Linked DNA regions of Mus musculus: region 1 is linked to region 2. A link is a loop called in an ENCODE intact Hi-C map of the cell type or tissue named here. Cell type or tissue: gastrocnemius. All regions are shown on one strand. Links, peaks and the distances in the headings refer to the core of each region. The heading gives the core; the rest is flanking DNA.

The links. Peaks named below come from ENCODE experiments on the same cell type or tissue, not always from the same donor. Only the 100,000 strongest peaks of a DNase experiment are listed, where the experiment ranks them.
Region 1: a loop joins it to region 2, with 5 times the contacts of the local background. A loop is called at or near these places in 14 of 42 quality-filtered maps.

The regions. Positions count from the first base shown.
Region 1 is chr11:87,469,747-87,472,669 of GRCm38, reverse strand. All of the region lies in intron 2 of Tex14 (testis expressed gene 14), which reads right to left. It overlaps Rnu3b2 (U3B small nuclear RNA 2), which reads right to left and starts at 1,302; the gene lies at 1,088-1,302. In gastrocnemius, for the core only: no CTCF peak of the experiment used is centred there; a DNase peak (open chromatin) is centred at 1,637; H3K4me3 peaks cover 415 bases; H3K27ac peaks cover 1,079 bases.
Region 2 is chr11:87,420,461-87,423,383 of GRCm38, reverse strand. The region is part of intron 1 of Tex14 (testis expressed gene 14); the gene reads right to left. Rnu1a1 (U1a1 small nuclear RNA) reads right to left here and starts at 517; the gene lies at 354-517. RefSeq lists an enhancer at 1-1,034. In gastrocnemius, for the core only: no CTCF peak of the experiment used is centred there; DNase peaks (open chromatin) are centred at 381, 763 and 1,420; H3K4me3 peaks cover 1,233 bases; H3K27ac peaks cover 2,071 bases.

The DNA of each region.
Region 1 (2,923 bases), core at 194-2,693, 49 kb before region 2:
TGGCTTTCTCATCAATTTATAAGAAAGTAGTGGCATATCTTATTCTCACCATAGTAAAAAAAAAAAAAAATTGTATAAAACCCTAGATGACTACTCAGCAAAAACTTAATAGGAACATGGGTAAAACGACATAAAAAAATCCTATAATAGATATTTGTAAAATACCTAGAAAACCCTTCTTTATGGGATGTTTTAGGAACATGGTAAATACTCAGGGTCTTGCCAAGAACAGTTAAAAAAAAAGTAGACTTTGAGAAAACCTTAAGCATAAAATACAAACACATGCAGAACTAGTGGGCAGACAGAGAACATATGAATACAAGACTTACACTATATTAATTCATAACACAAAATAAGAATAAAAAGAGAATGGCATGAGTACACAGTCTAAAGCACCAAAGTGCTCAAAAAGCGTTCACCATAGAAAGGACAAACCCATAGAAAGAGACAAAGTTTGGAGCTGAGATGAAAGGATGGACCATGTAGAGACTGCCATATCCAGGGATCAGCATCCAAACGCGGACACCATTGCATACACTAGCAAGATTTTATTGAAAGGACCCAGATGTAGCTGTCTCTTGTGAGACTATGCCGGGGCCTAGCAAACACAGAAGTGGATGCACACAGTCAGCTAATGGATGGATCATAGGGCTCCCAATGGAGGAGCTAGAGAAAGTACCTAAGGAGCTAAAGGGATCTGCAACCCTATAGGTGGAACAACATTATGAACTAACCAGTACCCCGGAGCTCTTGACTCTAGCTGCATATATATCAAAAGATGGCCTAGTCGGCCATCACTGGAAAGAGAGGCCCATTGGACTTGCAAACTTTATATGCCCCAGTACAGGGGAACGCCAGGGCCAAAAAGGGGGAGTGGGTGGGCTGGGGAGTGGGGGTGGGTAGATATGGGGGACTTTTGGTATAGCATTGGAAATGTAAATGAGCTAAATACCTAATAAAGAATGGAAAATAAAATTAAAAAATTGTACATATGATTACAAAAAAAAAAGGGCAAATCACTGAGACGACCTTAAAGAAGAAAAAAATAAGTTTTCTGACTTTCCCAAACATGTAAAATAAAACCGCGTCCACTCAGACTGCGTTCCCTCCCTCTCACCCTCCCAAAGGAGGGAAGAACGATCATCAATGGCAGGAGGCAGCTGCAGTCAAGCAGCACCTAGAGCCGGCTTCACGCTCAGGAGGGAACGCTACGTCTCGTCCTCGTGGTTTCGGGTGCTCTACACAGTCAGAGAAACTTCTCTAGTAACGAACTATAGAAATGATCCCTGAAAGTATAGTCTTAACCTCACGCTCCACACCGCGCCGCACTGCACCGGCCGCCCCCACATCTTAGTCACGGCGACTGACGCACAGACGACCCGTGACATCCCTGTCCGCGCCTCTATCTCACACCGCGTCTGCCCTCGCGGGGACACCTTCTCTGACAGACCGACACCTCTCCAGACCCCGTCCACGGGGCATTTTGAGTCGCTACCGTGTCCCTACACCACGCAGACTGTCACCGCGATTAGCATACGGTCGCCGAACAGCCAATCGGATCACAGTCCTCTCTTGACCCGTCCCACTTCCGCCTGCGACGGGTCACTGGCAGCCACTCGCCTCCCTGTCGCTCGCCCGGGACTGCGCTTCTGCCATGCGGCTGTAAGTTTTGCGAAGCCGCAAGTTCGCAGACGCGCGACAGTTTGGACTACTGGATCAAGCCTTCCGCGAGGAAGAAACAAAAAATCACGTGGGGAAAATGGCCATTCCAGGACTGCACGCTCTATTTAATAAATTCTGTCCCGTGCCCAAAGACATCTGAAACTGCACATGTCAGAACACTGTGGAGATTGAGGCAACTGCTTTTTCCCAAGTGTGACGTCAGATTTGGTTAGCTACAAGTGAAACCCATGGTAAAAACCACCCCAAAATCTCCAGATTGAAATTTATACATACAAAGTTTATTTATGACATTTTAAAATACATAAAATTTGGGGGTGGGAGAGATGGCTCAGCAATTAAGAGCGCTGGCTGCTCCTCCAGACCCGTGTTCCATTTCTAGCACTCGTGACAGCTCACAATTTAACATCAGATCCAGGGAATCAGAAACCTTCACACAAACATACAGACAGAGCCTTTTAATTTCCTTCCATCCAGGTTGCCAATTTCCCCCCTTCCTCCTCCAGCTTTATTGGAACGATTTTAAATTACTTTTTTTTTCTATTTCTAGGATTTCTGTTGCCTTTTTCAGGTGACTTTTAAAAATGTATCACCACAGCCAGGCAGTAATGGACATGTCTTTAATCTCAGCACTTAGGAAGCAGACACAAGTGGATATCTGTGGGTTCTAGGACAGCCTGGACTACAGATAGGGTTCCAGGGCAGCTGAGGCTACACAGAGAAACTCTGTACTAAAAACAAACACAAAAACAAAAGGAACAAACTTATTTCCACAAATAAAACATAGTTGTCAAAGTGATATAGTGTACCAAAAAACCTTGATTTCTGTGAAAATACATTTCTCTGCAATTCCTGGATAACTCCAAACTATGCTAACTTTGAGCATCAATGTTTACTTTGGGTTTTAGAATTAGTCTTTGAAACAAATACGCGGTCCATCTTTGCCATTGCCGTCTGTATATCCAGCATCAGCACTGGGATAAAGGGGCTCAGACGTTAGGCTTTTATCCCCATTTCCCTGGCACAGCCATCAATGTCTGTCTTTTCAGCTTGTTTAGTCCCACTCAGCTTTATGATATAGGAGGGCCTGATGCGGATGTCATTCAGTGCTATTTAACAGCTACTACAAGGTCACCATTATGCTAGAAATTACAGTTATATATGGAAGGAGCTCAGACACTTCCAGAATAGGTTTTATCTCCTACATGGGAACACACTCAGACCCAGAAGGGCGTGCTGGCCT
Region 2 (2,923 bases), core at 247-2,746:
ATACACCCAGAGTTCTAGGGACATTGTAAACATAATCATATTGTCAGGTGTAGGAAAAGACTTACAAACAGGACAAGCCTTGGGTAATATCAATATCCAGAACCAATCGAATGTAACATTCAATTCAACTGACTGAAAAGTGAGCTTATGCTCTCAGACTGACAGTTTGAAACCCGCAACTCCTTACAGAAGACTTAACAAGAACAATGGCGCAATAAGGACAAATTAACACATACAGGCAGCAAAATGAACACTACGTTATTTTTCTATAGTAAGACACGACTGTGCCTAACAAACCTAATAACCATATTCGCGGTATCGCTAGTGCAAGCTATTTTTAAAACCAAGTAAACCAGGGGAGAGCGCGAACGCAGTCCCCCACTACCACAAATTATGCAGTCGAGTTTCCCGCATTTGGGGAAATCGCAGGGGTCAGCACATCCGGAGTGCAATGGATAAGCCTCGCCCTGGGAAAACCACCTTCGTGATCATGGTATCTCCCCTGCCAGGTAAGTATGAGTTGCGTGGCCACGGAGCCTGAACAGCATGATATGCGTAGCATTTCATAGTTACGGTAAATATTTAAGCCTCATTAAAACACTCTATAACTTCATGTGTACTGGCTCCCACATTTTAAAACACTTAGAAGAATTGGTAGGCTAAGAGTTTTTCCAAAACTACACTGTAAAAATCACAAATATTTGGAAGCAGTTGCTTTTCCCAGTTTGCTCCTGAATTCTCATCTACATAGTACCGCCTCCATAGTGACTCGTTTCCTGTACCCAAAAACCCGCCTCCCTGTCAGCGGGAAAATACCACTGAACCTAAAGCAGATGGTATTTCGCTTTGTTTTTTGTTCTGTAGCCTTTTTTGTTCTAACAATAGGCATTTACTTTCATAAATGTAGGAGTCGGATGCACAGTCTTTAGTGTGAATTAACACTAAGAGGAACAACAAAAACAGCCGCACTGTGAAAACCGGTATAGAAAGGTTAATTTTAAAAGTACATTACTTGTGGACTGTCTTACTCTGCCTAATAAATCATAAAAATGCTCAGACTTCATGAACAGTAAGGATGTTTGCCTCCAAGCCCGACAAATGGGGTTTGATTCCAGACACCTACACTGTAAAAGGAAAGAACAAGTTCCGTTTGTTTGTTTGTTTAGAATGAGAAGTGAGATAAAACCTGTCAGAGATTAGCCTGAAAAACAGGAGAGATGTATAGCCTGGACTCCGGGTTTGGAAGCATTCCAGAATCCTGATTTGATATTCTACTATCAGTCCTTTCTTTCCTCAGTATGCAGTTCAGGCTCTTTCTCACATTTAAGATCCTCTTTCCTCAGCTTCCGAGAAAACAGCTGAGCTGCCTGGAAGAGGTGTAGACCAGAGAGAGTCACTCTCCAACCTGTTGAGCTGCCTGCAGGCTGGACAATGACCTCCAGGTTCCCAGTTCTGAGCTGTGACCCGTGCTGGGGTGGGCCGTGGTGATGCAGCTGTCTTTGAGTCATTTCTGCTCCTGTAAGTAACCCCTCCCCCATATTCCTGTAACCCCTCCCCCATATTCCTGTAACCCCTCCCCCACATTCCTATAAGTAACGCCCGTAAGACTCATTGGTTCATCAAGCTGGACTTCGGTGGTATACACCTTGGTCTGTCATGTGACCCTGACTGGGGTGAGTAGGTCTGTATGTTCTATCTCCCCAGGTGAAGTTCTGACACAACAACTGAGCATTCCAGTTTTACAAAACACATTAAAATTCCAATTTGGAAAAAATATAATGGAAGAAGTAATATGTGCTATTTTCTCTTAAAAGCTTGAATGAGGGATTGGAGAGAGGGCTCATTGGTTAAGAGCACTGACTGCTCTTCCAGAGGTCCTGAGTTCAATTCCCAGCAACCACATGGTGGCTGACAACCATCTGCAATGGAATCTGATGCCCTCTCTTCTGGCGTGTCTGAAGAGAGCAACAGTGTACTCATATGGATAAAATAAATAAATCTTTAAAAATAAAATAAAATTTAAAAAGCTTGCATGAGGGGTTCCTAGAACCCATGTCAGGATACTCACAACCAAATGGAACTCCAGATTCCAGGAATTCAACACTCTTGTTGCCTCTGTGGGCACCTCTACTCATATGTGAATAATCCCACATGCAGGTTCTCACATACATACACACATACATACTTAAAAATAAAAAATTCCAACATGAATGACCACAATCCTTAAAAATGGGGTTTTGGACTTAAATCAGTGAGAGTGCTCATCTGAGACTCATAGGATGTGGATCTGATCCTGGACACTATTTAAATAGCTGGCAATATCAAATGCTGGCAGGCAAGGTGTAGTGGCCTACTGCTTGAATTTCAGGCAGAGGCAAGAGCAGACTGGTCTATAAATCAATCAAGTTCCAGGACAGCCAGGGCTCTATAATAAGACCTGTCTTTAAATAAATAAATAAATGCTGGCAAGGATGTAGAGAAACAGAACCTTGTGTTTTGCTGGTGAGAATAGTAAACAGTGGACATTTGAAAAAAACAGTTTGGGCTCTCTGGTTAGGAGCACTGGCTGCTCCTCTAGAGGACCTGAGTTCAATTCCCAGCAACTGCATGGTGGCTCTCAACCATCTGTAATGGGATATGATGCTCTCTTCTGGCTTGCAGGTATACATACAGATAAAGCACTCATGTACATAAAATAAATAAAATCTTTTAAAAAAAACACCCCAGCTTTTTATAACTATTATTATATCCCAGATAGACCAGGCATTTAAAAAGGCCTCATGTTGATACAGTACATAATATTATTCAGTTATAGAAAGAAACTATGCAGGGTATGATGGTGTGATAGGGTCCCAGAGACATTAGTAGGCCCTGAGGTCTTAGCACAACTGAATCCAAAGTGGAAACTCAGCAGGTAGACAGC